Regions from separate parts of the Homo sapiens genome. Here region 1 is linked to region 2. Evidence: read pairs that join two places in POLR2A ChIA-PET (ENCODE). Cell type or tissue: PC-3. All regions are shown on one strand. Each heading gives the region's core, and the rest is flanking DNA. Links, peaks and the distances in the headings are about the cores only.

Region 1 (10,686 bases), core at 2,687-10,686, 300 kb after region 2:
TTTTCTCATTGTTCAGATTCCTCTTTCAGGCTATTTAGGCATTCCTGCACCTGAGGAGAAGCTTTGCTCTGTTGCTCCTTTGTTTGAGGAGCCATAATAACCAATGAAATAAGCAATACATAATTTCCTGATTGTATTTTCCTCATACAAACCTGTTACTAGGTTAGAAATTTGGGTGTAGGTATAGGTGGGGAGAGTGGATGTGGGTGGCAAGGAGGGCCATTGACGAGGTGGGGGGGCTCGTATTTATGAAAAGTCTCATGCAGCTGCTGTTAATTTTCTAAGTCAGGCCATATATTTGGTCATTGTAACTGTGTGTTTATAGCATACATCTTTTAAAAAGTAAATTTGTTGTGTTATAACCTACATCCAGTAAAATTCAACAATTATAAGCATACAGTATGATGAGTTTTGACAAATTCACATAGGGTTTACATTAATTTTTTTGGTAACAGATTTATTAAATTATAAATTACATATAATTCACTTATTTAAAGTGTATAATTCCTTGATGGCTTTAGTATATTCAGAGTAGTACAACCATCACTACCATCAATTTTAGAGCATTTTCATCACCCCCGAAGAAACCTCATATGCATTAGCAGTCACTCCCCATTTCTCCCTACCCCAAAACCTCCCAGCCCTAGGCAGCCACTAATCTACTTTCTGTTTCTACAGATGTGCCTGTTCTGGACATTTCACATAAGTGGAATCATACAATGTGTGGTCTCTTTCAATTACATTTTCTCACTTAGCTTAAGGTTTTTAAGGTTATTCATGTTGTTGCATGTATAAGCATTCCATCCCTTTTTATTGCTGAATAATAGTCCATTGTGTAGATATATATCATACTTTATCCATTCATCAGTTGATGGGCATTTGGATCCATTATCTATATATGTTTATCAGTTTTTATCACATATAATATATAAAAATATTTAGTGTATATATATGTGTGTGTGTGTGTGTATATATATATATATATTTGAGATGGAGTCTCGCTCTGTTACCCAGGTTGGAGCGCAGTAGCACGATCTCAGGTCACTGCAACCTCCACCTCCTGGGTTTAAGCGATTCTCCTGTCTCAGCCCCCAAGTAGCTGGGATTACAGGCACCCACCATCACAGCTGGCTAATTTTTGTATTTTTAGTAGAGATGGGGTTTCACTATGTTGGCCAGGCTGGTCTTAAACTCCTGGCCTCAAGTGATCCACCCACCTTGGCCTCCCAAAGTGCTGGAATACAGGCATGAGCCACTGCACCTGGCTGAATATTTAGTATACTTAATGTATTCTATCTATAGTCTATCTTAATATATAGACTATTTTCTATATATATTAATCACTGGCTAATAGCATTCATTTTTAAGATGTAGATATTTAATCGAAACCTTGATTTTCATATCCTCTTTTTTCTTTTCTTACTTTCAATATTTAGTATGCTAGTAGTCAGAAACATGAAAGTAGCTTAATCCCATCTTGATTTCTGAGACAATCTGATCAAGGCCACCACAACTGGATTTACAGTTGTACGAAAATTATTATTTGGAGGCCAGGCGTGGTGGCTCACGCCTATAATCCCAGCACTTTGGGAGGCCGAGGCAGGTGGATCACAAGGTCAGGAGATCAAGACCATCCTGATTTACACGGTGAAACCCCGTCTCTACTAAAAATACAAAAAAAAGTTACCGGGCGTGGTGGCGGGCGCCTGTAGTCCCAGCTACTCCGGAGGCTGAGGCAGGAGAATGGCCTGAACCCGGGAGGCGGAGCTTGTGGTGAGCCGAGATAGCGCCACTGCACTCCAGCCTGGGCGACAGAGCGAGACTCCATCTCAAAATAAATAAATAAATAAATAAATAAGTAAAATTAAAAGGCCGGGTGCAGTGGCTCACGCCTGTAATCCCAGCACTTTGGGAGGCAGAGGCAGGCGGATCACGAGGTCAGGAGATCAAGACCATCCTGGCTAACAGTGAAACTCCGTCTTACTAAAAATACAAAAAAATTAGCCGGGTGTGGTGGCGGGCGCCTGTAGCCCCAGCTACTTGGGAGGCTGCGGCAGGAGAATGACGTGAACCTGGGAGGCGGAGCTTACGGTGAGCCGAGATCACGCCACTGCACTCCAGCCTGGGCGAAAGAGTGAGACTCCATCTCAAAATAAATAAATAAATAAATAAATAATACATAAAATTATTATTTGGAGTTCACCCCCTTGAATAGCTATTTCAAACCGTAGAAAATTCTTATAGAATTGTGTGTGTGTGTATATATAGACATACAGAATGAAGATGACTCAATATGATTTTACAAAGAGTTTTAATACTTTAGAAGCACAACAGGGTGGATTCTTTTTCTTTTCCTTAAAAACTGATGTTGATATATAAGTATATTTTTTTGACTTTAGAAGAGAAATGATACACTGACATCTTGAAACGTCATTGGAAAGTGACAAAATTGATCTAGTGACTATAACTTTTAAAGGACTTACGTTAGTGTTAACATGATGACATTTGCTAATACATCAATCAACAAAGAGAGTAGATTTACTTGACAGTTTAGGTCTTTGACCCAGAGGAGACTTACTTTAAAGTTCTGTCCTACTTAAAAATTGTTATAAAAATCAGTTATAAGTGTGTTGACACTGTTGCAGCTGATGACCGCAGATGCACTTTTTACCCCTTGAACAGTATAAAATGAAATTGCTTAAGAAATGGGAAGGCAAAAGTAGAAGTAGAATATTACATGTGGTATGGAGAAGGCGGACTCAAGAACTAGAGATAAGATCACTTGTGTTATGTGTCTCATGAAATGAAATGTAATTAATTTGTATTTGAATTGGGAGCTTCAGTTTGTTTTAAATATATTTGTGTACCTATTGTTTTAGAATTCCCAAAAAGTTATCTACATTTTTGCTTACATTTCATGAAAACACCCAAAGAATGACTTGTTTACCTACATTTTTTTGTTTGTTTTTAGGTATTGGTTAATTATTTCTCAATTCCCAGGATTCCTTCACCCAAACTGAGGTGGTATAGAATAAATGATACATGTTTGGAGGGACAAAAGTCATTGTTTGAGGGAAAGAGTGATATCAGTATTACAACTGCTTCTGGCTGAACAGGTTTGCTTTTTAGTTTATAAAACTTGTTACCTACATTGGAGTCAGAGCTAAAACATAATTTTCAGTAGCTTTTGAAGTGTTTTATTTTAACAGCTTTATTGAGGTATATAACTCATACATGATAAAACTGATCCATTTAATATGTGCAGCTCAGTGATTTTTAGCATGTTCATAGAGTTGTGCTACCTGCACCACAATCTAATTTTAAAATGTTTTCATCATCCCACAAAGAAGCCCTGCACCCTTTAACAGTCATTCCCCATTTCCACCCCTCAAACTTTTTTCCAAAGTGGCTTCAGCCTTTTCATCTGCCACAGCAGCATGTGAGGGTTTCAGTCCACCTCCTCGCCCATGGTTTATAGCCTTAAAGTGTCATAAATGTAACTGTAGGAAGGTCATGGAACCCAGCATGATTTAGATTTTTGATTCACCTCACAGATAACTAGATCAAGGCAAAATCAACCTGGAATCAACCATTTTTTTCCCAAGATAAAGTCACAGGATTCTAGGCTCTTAAAGTGCTTCAGCACCAGACAATCCGGTAGTGATTGAGATTCAAATAAAAATGTGCTACTGTTGACCTCCTTTTATATTTCAAGTGAAAAGTCTATCTATGAATCTTTAAGGAGATGTTTATAGACAATGCTCAAATGGGGGTTATTAGGGAAAGATAATTTTGGGGAAGGGAGCAAAGGCAACAGGAAACTGTCAGCTGAAAATAAGATTAAATACTTGTAAATCACTTTGTATTTGGCAAAAATTAGTATAGTGCATATGTATACATTTCAGGGATAGAAATACTCAGTGTTCTTAAATGTCACACCTGCAGTTCTGACAGCCTATATCCAGAGCAGAAATTTTCAGCCAATGTAAAGAGTTGAAGAAACAAAGGATTGGCATTATTTGAGCAGAACTAAACATAATCGAAGGTGCTGGAACTTAAAGCTTTATTGTGAATGAAATGTAGTCTTTCATCAATAGTCTTTTTCGTTTCCCGAAGGAAGGGATTAGAACTTGCCAACTCTCCTTTCCCCTTAAACAAAACAGGTTCTGGCTTTAGGAGATATACTATCCTTTCTACTAATGATAATCTAATTTTGTTGAATAGTGATATCTTCTTATGGTTAATATTATTTCATGCTCTTCTCTCTCCTCCAAGGGAGGCTCATAATACATGTACTGTATTTAATTTTTTTAAGTTAAAGTTAAGAAAGATGCTTACAAGTTCAAGTTCAAATTCAAATTAATTCTGTGAAACTTCTTTAAACCCTGTAGTATAAAAAAACTGCCCCTAAATTAGTGTTCTTCAAATGATCTCTCAAAATGGTTTCTAATTTTGAGTTTTATAAGGTGTCTGGTCACTCAGAGTCCTGGTTTGTTAACACTCTGGTTGAAGGAGATTCCAAATTCTCAAATAGTTTACTAGAATGTAGTACAATATCTATTTCTTAGAAACACATTTTCATACATTTGAATAAGACTCCAAAACGTTGAATGTATGCATGGATCATAAATCTAAATAACATAGTGCCTTCTGATACTTACAGATCTTGTTTCATTCATTTATTTACTTACTTATTTATTTAGAGATGGAGTCTTGCTCTGTCACCTAGGCTGGAGTGCAGTGGCGTGATCTCAGCTCACTGCAACCTCTGCCTCCCGGGTTCAAGCGATTCTCCAGCCTCAGCCTCCTGAGTAGCTGGGATTACAGGCGCGTGCCACCATGCCCAGATAATTTTTGTATTTTTTAGTAGAGACGGGGTTTTGCCATGTTGGCCAGGCTGGTCTGGAACTCCTGACCTCAGGTGATCCACCCACTTCGGCCTCCCAGAGTGCTGAGATTATAGGTGTGAGCCACCCTGCCTGGCCTTTTTTTTTTGGAAAAAAAATTCCACCACTTAGATAATATAAATGATTAATTCTACAATATGTAGAAACAATTATTTCTTGTGGTTATAAACACAGACTTCTTGAAACACATTTTTCTTGAATTTACATGGAGAGTACCATTTTTCTAATCTTGTTTTGCTCTGTGAGCCCTGTAAGAACTGCCCTCTCCAACTCCACCAAACCTATCGGGCCTATCCTGATTACACATGTATGTTCATGTTATTCCTCTTGCCTTGGCCGCCCTTCTATGAATCCCTTCATTGTTCTTCACAACTAACCTACTTTATGAGGCCCTTCCACTCCTGCTCCCATCTTGAGTGCTTTCATTTCCTTCGACTCCTAAACATTTAATATCCATCCACTTGTATGGCACCCAATCGTGTACGTACTCTTTTGCACATACCTTTCCACGTGGACACACCTTCCCATGTACACATATCTTACCTTCCTAAGTGAGTTAAAAGAGTTCCTGAGGTCAGGGACCATACCTTATATGCCTTCTGGTCTCCCTTAGTAGCTAGTGCAATATAACTTAAATGTAAGTGATCAAGAACATTTTGAATAAAGACCACTTTCTTCTTTTTTTTCTTTTTGAGACAGCATCTTGATCTGTTGCCCAGGGTGGAGAACAGTGGCATAATCATGGCTCACTGTTATGGCTCACCTCCTCAGCTCAAGCTATCTTCCTGCCTCAGCCTCCCAAGTAGCTGGGACCACAGGTGCATGCCACCACACCCAGCTAATTTTTAAGACCACTTTTATCTTGCTGCATTTCTATAAACATTAGGATAAATGGGCTTAGTGGAAGTTTTAGTTAATTTGGAATTTTTATGAAAAAGAGTGCCAAATAAGGGAATGTATCATATTAGATCATAAGATATGAAGAAGGGAGGATAATAAGAAATTTTCATAAAAATAGATATGGCACATCTATATTTCTTATATTCTATGGTCATCAACAATATTCCTCAGCTTTACCTTTGTCCCAAATGGAACCAAGTGGGGTATGGATGGTTAAAATAATCAACTTGAAATTACTGCATACTCACAATATATTTATTCAGCTGCAGGTAAAGAAATGAGTACCGATAACTTAACAAAATAATTTACTGGGTTAGCTCACAAACGTGGAAGGTTGGAGAAACCAGGCTTCGGTATCTCTAGGAGGTCAACGTAGTAGGACTGACAGAGGTCTCTTCAGTGCACTTTCATGGGGATCCATAAACTCCGCAGATTTTCCTTTCCTTATATAGCATTTCACTCAAGATTCAGGCATTTCAATCAAGATTCAGAGTCCTGAAAGCCTACTGGCTTCTCTTGGGTTAGATGCCCTTTATTGCTCAAGGTCAAGGAAACTTAATTAACAGTCCCACAAGCCCTCTAGCCATAGGACTGATCTACATCCTCAAAAAGGAAGTTGAGCACCATTACAAAAAAGGAGAAATGAAGGCTAGCCTATTCATAAAATCACCTTACGCAGTACAGAATATCAGAAAAACAGCTGGTGAGAGGCACCTAGGGAATAGAGGAAGCCACGGGAGGAGGGTACTAGAGTGACAGAATACAGGAAATCACTCAATGGTAGTTTTAACTGTGTTCTATTGACACTACATGTATCTTAAACTCTGAGATGATGACAGATCAGAAGCTGTTAGTCATCGCTATAAAAACTTGCCTTTCTAGTCAGAGTTGATGTGCATGGGAACTTTGTATTTCCAAGGTTTGCTCTCTTAAATATTTACTGTGAGAATTTCTTTGGCTCTTGTCCTACATCCTGAAATGTCACCGAAGGCAGGGCATGGCAATGCAAGGGAGGGCGGAGGTGTGTGGTGTAGAAAGGCATTTTTGTCTACTTAGGTTTGAAAACTGGTAAGGGAGATAATTCTCTTCATCCTCCCCCATTGCCCGCAACCTCCCAGGAATACTGGCTTTATTCATGATTCTGGTGCTTTGTCTCTATAAATGTGTACTTTTCCTGAAGTGCTGTGATTGGAGCATTTGAATGAAGGACAATCTCGTATGCATTTGTCTTCACACAACCTCTTAGTCTCTTTAGATGTTTGGCTATTTCTATCATATCCTATCTAGTTTGAGGAGTTCAGACAATATTTTCTTTAAAGAGGATTCTGGACAGAAATTGTAAAGTACTAAATTGTCATTAGAAAGATCAGAATTGCATTGTTTACTTTTACAATAGAGTAGGTACCAGAGAGAGCAAATTTCCAATGGAGGGACATATTTGATTACTACAAAAGTTTCTGATTTGGAAGTTTGGATAATTCTGTTAACACAATCATATGGTTTGAGTGTCTAGATTTTATACCTACAGTTTTGTTCACTAATTGTAACATCTCTCTGTTTTTGATCATTAAATGTTGAAAGTTAATTTGTGTAAAGACTTATGCACGTGGTGACATGAGTTCTGCCCAGTGCTCTGAAATCAAAGTGAAGAAATAAATCCATGGAAGCCCAGGCAAATGATGGGTGTAGCTATGACTCTCTGAAGGTAGCCAAATGCCTTGTCATCTAATTAGGCTGTGTGTGAATGGATAATTGATATTCCTACTGTCTTCAGAGATTATCTGTTGAAACCACAGCCAAGTGCATGGTTTGGCAGAATCCGTGGGCAAAGACTCTGTTGCACCTGACAGTAAACCTGGCATAGTGAAGAGACATGGAAGGTACAGGTTAAGTGGGAGGCCCTGCTGGGGACCTGAAGGTTAAGCCTTGGATCTCCAAATCCATTGCCATGTAAGCTGTTTAGGAAAAGAAGGAAAATTTTTCTTTTCTTTTCTTTCCTTTTTTTTTTTTTGTTGTTGTTGAGACAGGGTCTCACTGTGTCACCCACACTGGAGTGCAGTGGTGCAATTACTGCTCACTGTAACCTCAAACTCCTGGACTCAAGCCATCCTCCCACCTCAGCCTTTTGAGCAGCTGAGACTACAGCTGCACCACCACACCAGTCTAATTTTTGTATTTTTTTGTAGAGATAGAGTTTCACTATGTTGCCCAGGCTGGCCTCGAACTCCTGGGCTCAAGCCATTCCTTGGCCTCCTGAAGTTCTGGCATTACAGGCATGAGCCACTGTGCCCAGCCCAAAGCTTTAAATAAAGTAAACACCATTTGGTTACCAACACTAGTAGAAATCAAAAACAAAAATAGACAAATTTTGCCTATGAAGTAAAAAATTCCTCCGCCAAAATAGACTAACATAGTCAAAACAATGCATGAACCAAGGAAATTTAATCCAATAATTCATGGATGCTTCAGTAGTAGAAAACATATATTTTATCATATTAAGAGTTATAAAGGGAAAATTGTATGACCATCTTCCTATACACTGGAAATACATTGATAAAATGTAATAACAATTATTTATAATAACACTCAAAAATATAAAAATGCAAATTACTTTCTTAACTTCGTAAAAGAAATCCAACAAAGCACCAGAGGCAACATCATGGTATTTGAGGGCATTCCCACTAAAGTTAAGAACAAGACAAAAATGTATACTTTTGTTAATTGGTATTATTCTGTATGTACTGTTCAATGCAAAGACAAAAGAAGGAAATTAGGGGCCAGGCACGGTGGCTCATGCCTGTAATCCTGGCACTTTGGGAGGCTGAGATGGGTGAAACACCTGAGGTCAGGGGTTCAAGACCAGCCTGGCCAACATGGTGAAACCCCGTCTCTACTAAAAATACAAAAAATTAGCTGGGCATGGTGGTGCCTGTAATCCCAGCTATTCAGGAGGCTGAGGCAGGAGAATCGCTTGAACCTAGGAGGCGGAGGTTGCTGTGGGCCGAGATTGTGCCATTGCACTCCAGCCTGGGCAGCAAGAGCGAAACTTTGATTAATCAGCCTATGTGCCTGACACTGGTCTTGCAGTACAACTGGAAACCAAAGCAAGGTGGAGGATGTCCTGAATTAAGATGTTTTCATCTCATTGTGTAACAGAGACAGCCAATAAATCTACCATTTGATTTTATAAAAAAGGAAATTGGAAGTATAAAAATTTAAGACATATAAGGAGATAAAAAATTGTAACTGTAGGTGACTATATGACTGTATTGCATTGTGCATTGTATATACCCAAGAAAATCATCTGAAAATCCACCACAAATAGGAGAATTTTGTAAGGAAGTGGGATGTAAAATTAACATACAGACATCAATAGCTTTTAAGCATACAAACAGAAGACAAATAAATGACCCCAATTACAATATTAGCAGCGAGGATAAAATCTATAAAAATACAATACAATGAAATATTGAGGAACATTTTAAACACTAAGAACATAGATGGAGACTTGAACAAATGCAAAACATATTATGTTCTTAGAATGAGTTGACATCATAAAAGGTCAATTCTCCTTACATCAATTTTTAAATTTAACTCAGTCCTAATGAAAGCATCATCTGATTTCTTTTTGAACCAGACAGGCTGATTCTGAAGTTCATATAGAACAGAAAACATGAATAGCTACAAAATATTTCAAAAGGAGTGTAATTATAAAGACAGAAAAAGCCCCATTAGAGATTAAAATATGGTAAAAGGACTTTTATAAAAAAGATTCTGTGATGAAACAAATGTGGTAATGATGTGTGAATAGACAGACCAATGGAACAGAATAGAATATCCATATACACCTAAGAATTAGGAATTTCAGCTGGCTTTTCATCTCCAAAACGGTACACGACATTTATACTGTAAGAAATGCAAGTTGAGTGAGCCGAGATTGCGCCACTGCACTCCAGCCTGGGCGACAGAGCAAAACTCCATCTCAAAAAAAAAAAAAAAAAAGAAAGAAATGCAAGTTGAAACTATGATGAAATGCTATTTTAAAACCAAGAAATTTGCAAAAATCCAAAAGTTTCACAACACATTCAAAATCCTGGAGACAATATGAATTAGCTCAATGCTCTTGAACTTAATTTGGTAATACCTGGCCTCAATGATCCTCCCAACTCAGCTTTTTCAATATTTTCTGAAATTACAATTACAAATGTATATTCCTTTTGACTCAGCAATTCCTCTTTTGGATTTTACCTAACAAATATGCCTATAAGCAAAAAGATATATGAATATGTAAGGTTTTTCACTGCACATTGTTTTCCATTAAAGCCACAGGGACTGGTCGAACAAACTAAGATAAAGTCCCATACTGGAATACAGTGCAGAAGTAAGAAATGAATAAGGAAGGTCAGTATGCATTGATGTGGAAGATCTTCCAGATATTTGTCAAGTGAAAGAGAACAAGGCACATACCAATGTATATAATATGCTATTTTTTTGTGTGTAAAAAATAAGGGAAATCTATACTTGAGTTTGCCAGTGTATGCATAAAGAAACTTTAGAAGGCTATACAAGAAACAAGATGCATTGGTTACCTGTGGAGGAGATAAGGCTTAGATGGGAAATAGGTAGACAGGGGACTGTTTATCTTTTGTCTTTTTTTCATTATGAACCATGCAAGTGTTTTTGCCTATTCAGTGAGTAAATAAATAAGCAAGCATACAGCCATATGTATACATCCTATGTACTTATAAAAATGACTAAGGATGCTGTCTATGTATTGATAGGGAAAAATCTCTCAGGATGTTATGTGGACAAAGGAAGGTGGGGAATGTAATGTATAATATACTACTTTTTTATGAAAAAGAGAGACATTGAAAATATT
Region 2 (8,000 bases), core at 1-8,000:
AGTGGGTGCTGGTAAACCAATTTCAAACATGTGGATTAGGGTAAAACTCCAGGAAAGGTGGAACAGCAAAACAGAAGATCCCCGGATCATTTGCCTATCATTATGAAGGAAATAAACTTTAATCCTGATTAAGCCTCTGTTATTTTCATTATTCTGTAAAATGGTCACATCAATATCTTAACTCTATGTGTGAGAAAGGAAGGGAGAGCAGCAAGAAAACCCCCCAGAAATGAGTGAGACACACACACAGAGACCCCTCCTTTGAGCCTCAATTTCTTCATCTTTAAATGGGAATAATCCCTCTCTTTCACTGTTAAATTAAATAATATATGTAATACATTAAGCAGACTACATAAGTTTTCAAGCAATGATGACTTGAAAACAAAATTATAATCTTCTCATTTGAAACATCAAATATTCTTTCCCCTTCCCTATCCAAGTAGTCACCAAGTCCAAATATGATAGGTCAGATTATTACACCATTTCATAGATGGGGAAATGGAGGCACAGAAAGCTTAAGTAAGTTGACCAAGGTCACATAGCTAGTAGGTAGTGTAACTGTAATTTAATTCTAATAACCTACTGGAGTATGAATAATTTTTCCTACTTTTTGGACAAGAAACATGAGCCTTCTTTATTATCCATCCTTTTCTCTTAAATTCTCACTGCTACTATCATAACTCTGGCCAGAGGTCACCAACAGACTACCCATAAGCTGAATCCCATCAGAGACATTATTTTCCTGTAATTAGTCATCAATATAAAAGCCAGGAGTTTCCAATTACCATTTTGCAGTTAAGAGAACAAGGGATCTCTGGAGAAATGGACAATTCCTAGTCGGTGCAAGAAATTTTAAAAGCTAATCTGGAACATCTTGCCATATGAGATAAAAGAAATTATCATACTACTTAGGGTGTGTCAAATGACTCAGGGAATGAACCTAAGAGGCTATGACAGATCAAAGTGAGATGAGTTAGTCATCAACAAGAATAAATGCAATGGATTGAAAAATATCAAGTGTATTTAAATCTGTGAATTCATAATCATAATAAAAAAACAGTTAATTGATAACCATGGAAGATGATTAAGAACTATTTCATTATTTTGAAAATTTATAAGGGGAAGAATCAAGCATTCATCCGTCCTTTCCTAAAGAAAGCGTACTGCTAGGTAATCAAATAATAGATAAGGGGAAAGTTTCTCTTTATAAAAGTATTCTAGTGAATAAATGGTTTGTGGCCGGGTACTGTGGCTCATGCCTGTAATCCAGCACTTTGAGAGGCCAAGGCAGGCAGATTGCTTGAGTCTAGGCGTTCGAGACCAGCCTGGGAAACATGGCGAAACCCTGTCTCTACAAATAAAAAAGAAAAAATTAGCCAGGCATGTTGGTGCACACTTGTTGTCTCAGCTACTCAGGAGGCTGAGGTGGGAGGATCCCTTGAACTCAGGAGGTGGAGGCTGCAGTGAGTTGAGATCGCCCCACTGTACTTCAGCCTGGGTGACAGAGTGAGACCCTGTCTAAATAAATAAATAAAATTTAAAAAGAGGTTTACACACACACACACAATACATATATGATCAATAGAGTAGAAAATCACTATTCTACAACCTCCAAAAATGTAGCTGAACCAGTATTTCAATATGAATAGTTGCTAATATTAAAAGAGAGACAATCAGACATCATGTCTCTCAGCAAATGGAAAAACACAGTATCACTTATGGAGATTTGCCCCAGAAAAACCCAAACTAGAATCTGATCAAGCTTCTATAATGCTACTACCAATTTACAGAAAATACAGAGGAAAAGTAAACACATTAAATGATACTTCAAGGACGCAATCAACAAAACCCAAACTCTAGGAAACTTCACAGAACATCTCAGTTAACAAATAAATTACAAGAAAAAGATGCAAGATAACAATGAAAAATTGTCTCCCAACACTCAACAGCAACGGGACCTAAAGCACAGACTTTACACAATAGAAAGACTCACTCAAGTTCTGCCTCTGCCATTTATGAGCCATTTGCATGGGGAAATTAATTTAACCTCTTTAAGCTTACTTTTCTTCACCTGTAAAATGGTAATACTAACAGTACCTACCATAGGGTTGCTTTGAGGCTTGAAATAATGCACACACAATTGCCCAGCTTATAGTACATGTACTATAAAAGTTATCTATATTTATTATTTTTATTTTTTGAGATGGAGCCTTGCTCGTCACCCAGGCTGGAGTGCAGTGGCACTATCTGGAATGCAGTGGCACAATCTCAACTCACTGCAACCTCCGCCTCCTGGGTTCAAGCAATTCTCCTGCCTCAGCCTCCTGAGTAGCTGGGATTACAGGCATGCGCCACAATACCTGGCTAATTTTTTGTATTTTTAGTAGAGACGGGGTTTCACCATGTTAGCCAGGATGGTCTCCATCTCCTCACCTCGTGATCCGCCCACCTCGACCTCCCAAAGTGCTGGGATTACAGGTGTGAGCCACCACACCCTGCCAAAAGTTATCTTTATTATCTTCATCATTAGGAAACATGTGCTGAATGAATGATTAAATAACTAGAATTAATCTGCTAAAAATACAGAATGTAAACTATTCTTAGTGATAATATTGGCCAGGTCATTTACTCAGTATTTATAGGGCACTGGAGCTGGCACAGGAGGCATAAAAATAAATGTAAATGTGACCTCCACCCTCACACTTTTGCCTTTTCAAAAACAGTCAGTGTCTTAACCTCAAGGAATACCAGCTAATGAAGATGTCAAGGCCCATTAACAGCCTGCTGGGAAGAACTTTTAGGAAGGACAGCCACCAAATATTTGTACTTTCAAGCAAAATCTGACTGAGGGTGGATAGTGCTCACTTGTGATAGTTTACTCTATATGATTGAATCATTGTGGAATTACCACCATTCTCACAGAGATTGAAAACTCTTTCCTGTTTTCTATTCTTGCCATTCCCATCTGTTCCTCTTTTTCATCCACAAAGTTTCCTTTCACTCCATATACCTCCTGGGGATCAAAATCCTGTGACACATTTGTCTCTATGACTTGTATGAGGAAGAGAATGCATAAGCTTGCCAGAATATTAAAAGAACAGATACTTCCTCATTAGAAGAGAGCCAACCTACTTTAATGTTGAGATACAAATGACTAATGCAGTACAGACAGTTCCTACCTCATAAACACTCAACTTACAAATGACCCAGACACACACTACTGCTCCACCCCACCAGACTGCTGTTGCCATGGGAACCACTCAAGGTAGGGAGGGGAGGAAAACGGAAGGTTTTACAGGAGCTGGGCGTTCAGAATAAAAGAAAGGGAAGAAATCGAAACAAGTAAAATAGCTTGTCTTCCCCAGCTTATCTCGAGTTTGTTCACTGAGCTCTGTTCCATTGTCTGAAATTCTATAATCATAGAGGACACTGGTTAGCAAAACCCTCTTTTTTTTTTTTTTTTTTTTTTTTAAGACAACTACTTCTAGTGGGAGTTTTTACAATAATACACAATGACTTCTGGGCTAACTTTTCACTAAGGGGAGATTCTTAGTATCAGTATTTTTATCAGAGACAGAAAGATGGCTCTGATATTATTAACCACAACTGGCAGTCAGCATCCAAGGCACAGCATCCTTAGCAAGAAACATTCACTTGTAAATACAATTCACAGGCACCAGGTACACAAACTCCAGCTATCATTTGCATATGTGATATAACAGGTGAGGCACACCTGGTAGTTATACAACACAGTAGCCCTGAGTATCAACAGCCCCTTCAGTGCTGGCAGCATAAGGAGGTTTTGTAATGAAAACCTAGTGCAACAGAGAGGGGAAATAATGGATTTGGAATTTTATCAAATAGACAAAATAACCACTTTGGGGGCTACATCTAAACCAGTCATACAAAGCTACTTAGGGGAAACTATGAGAACTAAAAGCTTGAAAGAAAAATCTGCCCAAGCCAGTGGCTTTTTTTTTTTTTTTTTTTTTTTTTTTACCTCTGAGTGGGTATGAACTGTAAAAGAGGTATTTTTTTCTAATTTCAAGTCAGGCACTGTATCTATACATAAAATGATTTTTTTAAAGAATAAATCTTTCCGAAGAATGTTTAAGCAGTTATTATCACTTCTGAAATTTGACTGAACACAATTTTTAAAACCCTTTTATATTATTAAAATAATGCATGATCATTAAAAAATTAAAACAATACAGGAACATACTAGGAAAAAACACCTCTCATTCCCACCCCAGCCAAATATCACTCCCCTAAAGGCAGCTATGCATACTTTCAGGCATTATCCACAAAAGGCATATATACTCATACCCACAATCCTACACGCAAACACCTATAACTTTCACATACACACAAAGGATATACTATACCTAGTGCCCTGTTATTTTCTATTTAATTTATATTGGAACCCTTTCCACATTAATATATATATGGTTACTTCACCTTTTTCAAGGCTGTCTAGTAGTTTATTGTACAAATGAATCAGTTTTCTATTGGCAAACTCTTAGTGCCATTAATTTTTCAATCTTACAACAATGAAGCAATAAACATACTTGTGCATGTCTTTACACATTTGTACAAAACGTTTTGGTTAGGTAAATTCTCAGAAGTAAAACTGTTACATCAATGAGTAAGCCTATTAAAATGTTTATCATGACTGCCAAACTGAACTCCATAAGTTTGTGTTTTCCAAAAATTATCTTCAAACATATGAGTGCAATGACATTATACAAACCTCAATCCATAGATAGAGTGGACAAAACCCACGATAAGATTTTCAACTAGGACCATACCACTGGAACTTTCCACTTGAAAGTCTTTCTCTTGACCAAAATATGGTTATGAAAAAAAAGAAATCAAGCCTTCCTCCACGTTTCCCAGGGGGAAGACAACTGATATTTAAAAGGGTCCAGATGCTGCAACAGGTGATTGCCAAGTGCTTGCCTGGATCCCCGCTCTCTGTTCTACCTGATATTCCATCTTGGTGTATTCCCTTTCCTTCTCTTATTTGGCTTATTTGCTTTAGCTTTTTCTGGCTTAGATACTTAATACACATCCCTTCCCCTCTCTGCTGGTAAGAACACCTTCTTCCTTTAGGAAGCTGCCAGTCCACCATGTCAGATGGTTGTACTGGGGCTGACAAGGATAGCAACTCATCTCCAGGAAAAGTGGAATGGGCCTGTGACCCAGACCTGGCTAATCATGATGTTTCATGCCCCTTGTCAATAAGTGACACACTTAAGGAAAGGCATATCTCAAATCTAGCCAGAGTTCTCCTCTGATGTATTACATATGGACAATGAGAAAGGGCAGCCTTTATTCTTTGGGGTCTCTAAGATGGATGACAAAGCTGGAGTACTCCATAGCAAAGCCTTCCCCTCCCCGGAGGAAAGCCAATTAAAACAGGAGACAAAACATTCAAAAAAAATTCAATTTCAGGTATCTTCTCTGACCACAATGAAATAAAACTAGAAATCAATAACAAGAAGAATTTTGGAAACTTTACAAACACATGATAATTAGACAATATGCTCTTGAATGACCAGTGGGTGAATGAAGAGATTAAGAAGGAAATAGAAACATTTCTTGAAGGAAAAGATAATGGAAATACAGCATACCAAAACCTATGGGACACAACAAAACTGTACTAAGAGGAAAGTTTACAGCTATAAGGGACTACATCAAAAAAGAAAAACTTCAAATGCACAACCTAATGAGACATCTTAGAGAACTGGAAAAGCAACCCCAAAGCTAGTAGAAGAAAAAATATAATAAAGATCAGAACAGAAATAAATGAAGCTGAAATGAAGAAAACAATATAAAAGATAAATGAAATGAAAAGTTGGTTTTTTGAAAAGATAAACAAAATGGACAAACCTTTAGCCAGACTAAGATAAAAAGAGAAGATCCAAATATATAAAATCAGAGATGAAATGATAACCAATACTGCAGAAATTCAAAGAATCATTAGAGGCTTCTATGAGCAACTATGTGCCAATAAATTAGAAAATCTAGATGAAATGGATAAATTCCAAGACATGCACAACCTACAAAGATTGAACCATGAAGAAATCTAAACCCTGAACAGACCACTACAAGTAACGATCATTACAACTAAACTCATAATAAAATGTCTCCCAGCAAAGAAAAGCCTGGGGCCTGATGGCTTCACTGCTTAATTTTATCATACATTTAAAGAACCAATACCAATTCTACTCAAATTATTTCAAAAAATAGTTTCAGAATTATTCTATGAGGCCAGTATTACCCTAGTACCAAAAGCAGACAAAGACGCATCAAGAAAACTATAGGCAAATATATCTGATGAACATTGATAAAAAAAAAAGTCTTCCACAAAATACTAGCAAACAGAATTCAGCAACACATTAAAAAGATCATTCATCATGACCGAGTGGGATTTATCCCAGTGATACATGGATGATTCAACATACACAAATCAGTCAATATCATACACCATATAAACAGAATAAAGGACAAAAACCGTAAGATCATTTCAATTAATGCCAAAAAAGCATTTCATAAAATTCAACATCCCTCATGATAAAAACCCTCAAAAAACTGGGTAAGGAAGGAAAATGCCTCAACATAATAGAAGCCATGTATGACAGACCTACGGCAAATATTATACTGAATAGGGAAAAAAACTAAAAGCCTTCCTTCTCAGATCTGAAACACAACAAAAATGCCCACTTTCACCACCATTACTCAACATAGTACTAGAAATCCTAGCTAGAGCAAACAGATAAGACAAAGAAATAAAGGGCATCCAAATTAGAAAAGCAGAAGTCAAATTATCCTTGTTTGCAGATGACATGATTTTATATTTGGAAAAATGTAAAGACTCCACCAAAAAACTATTAGAACTGATAAATTCAGTAAAGTTGCAGGACACGAAAGTCAAATGCAAAAATCTGTAGCATTTCTATATGCCAACAGTAAACAATCTGAAAAAAAATCAAGAACGTAATCCCATTTACCATAGCTACAAATAAAATTAAATACCTAGGATTTAACCAAAGAAGTGAAACATCTCTACAACGAAAATTATAAAACACTGGTGAAAGAAATGGAAGAGGACACAAAAAATGGAAAGATATTCCATGTTCATGGACTGGAGGAATCAATATTATTAAAATGTCCATACTACCCATGCAATCTACAGATTCAATGTAATCCCTATCAAAATATCAAAGGCATTCTTCACAGAAATAGAAAAACAACCCAAAATTTGTAAATTTTAGGATGGTCTTTTGTAAAACCACAATAGACCTGGAATAGCCAAAGTTATCCTTAGCAAAAAGAACAAAAATGGAGGCATCACATTACCCGACTTCAAATTATACTACAGAGCTATAGTAAGCAAAACAGCATGGTACTGGCATATAAACAGACACATAGACCAATGAAACAAAATAGGAAACCCAGAAACAAATCCATACATCTACATTTAACTTATTTTTTACAAAGATTCCAAGAACATACATTGGGGAAAGGACAGTCTTCAGTAAATGGTGCTGGGAAAACTGGATATTCATATATAGAAGAATGAAACTAGTCCCCTATCTCTCACCATATACAAAAATCAAATCCAGATGAATTAAAGACTTAAATCTAAGATCTCAAACTATGAAGCCACTAAAGGAAAACATTAGGGGAACTCTCCAGGACATTGGACTGGGCAAAGATTTCTTGAGTAATACCCTTAAGCACAGGCAATCAAAGCAAAAATGAACTAATGGAATCACATCAAGTTAAAAAGCTTCTGCACAGCAAAGGAAATCATCAACAAAGTGAAGAGACAACACACAGAATGGAAGAACATATTTGCAAACTATCCATCTGACAAAGGATTAATAACCAGAATATAAGGTGCTCAAACAACTCTATAGGAACAAAATCTAATAATCTGATTAAAAATGGGCAAAATATCTGAACAGACATTTCTCAGAAGAAGACATACAAAT

The links. ChIA-PET counts read pairs that join two places held together with the same protein. Peaks named below come from ENCODE experiments on the same cell type or tissue, not always from the same donor. Only the 100,000 strongest peaks of a DNase experiment are listed, where the experiment ranks them.
Region 1: POLR2A ChIA-PET joins it to region 2 with 10 read pairs; 2 of 35 experiments call an interaction of 5 or more read pairs at or near these places.

What each region holds. Positions count from the first base shown.
Region 1 is chr10:59,685,101-59,695,786 of GRCh38, reverse strand. All of the region lies in intron 1 of SLC16A9 (solute carrier family 16 member 9), which reads left to right. Among named protein-coding and RNA genes, the nearest start is that of SLC16A9, 19 kb to the left of the region's middle. In PC-3, for the core only: no CTCF peak of the experiment used is centred there; a DNase peak (open chromatin) is centred at 6,716; H3K4me3 peaks cover 1,080 bases; H3K27ac peaks cover 2,733 bases.
Region 2 is chr10:59,987,027-59,995,026 of GRCh38, reverse strand. No RefSeq gene overlaps it. Among named protein-coding and RNA genes, the nearest start is that of LINC01553, 30 kb to the right of the region's middle. In PC-3, for the core only: no CTCF peak of the experiment used is centred there; DNase peaks (open chromatin) are centred at 866 and 3,156; H3K4me3 peaks cover 1,552 bases; H3K27ac peaks cover 2,559 bases.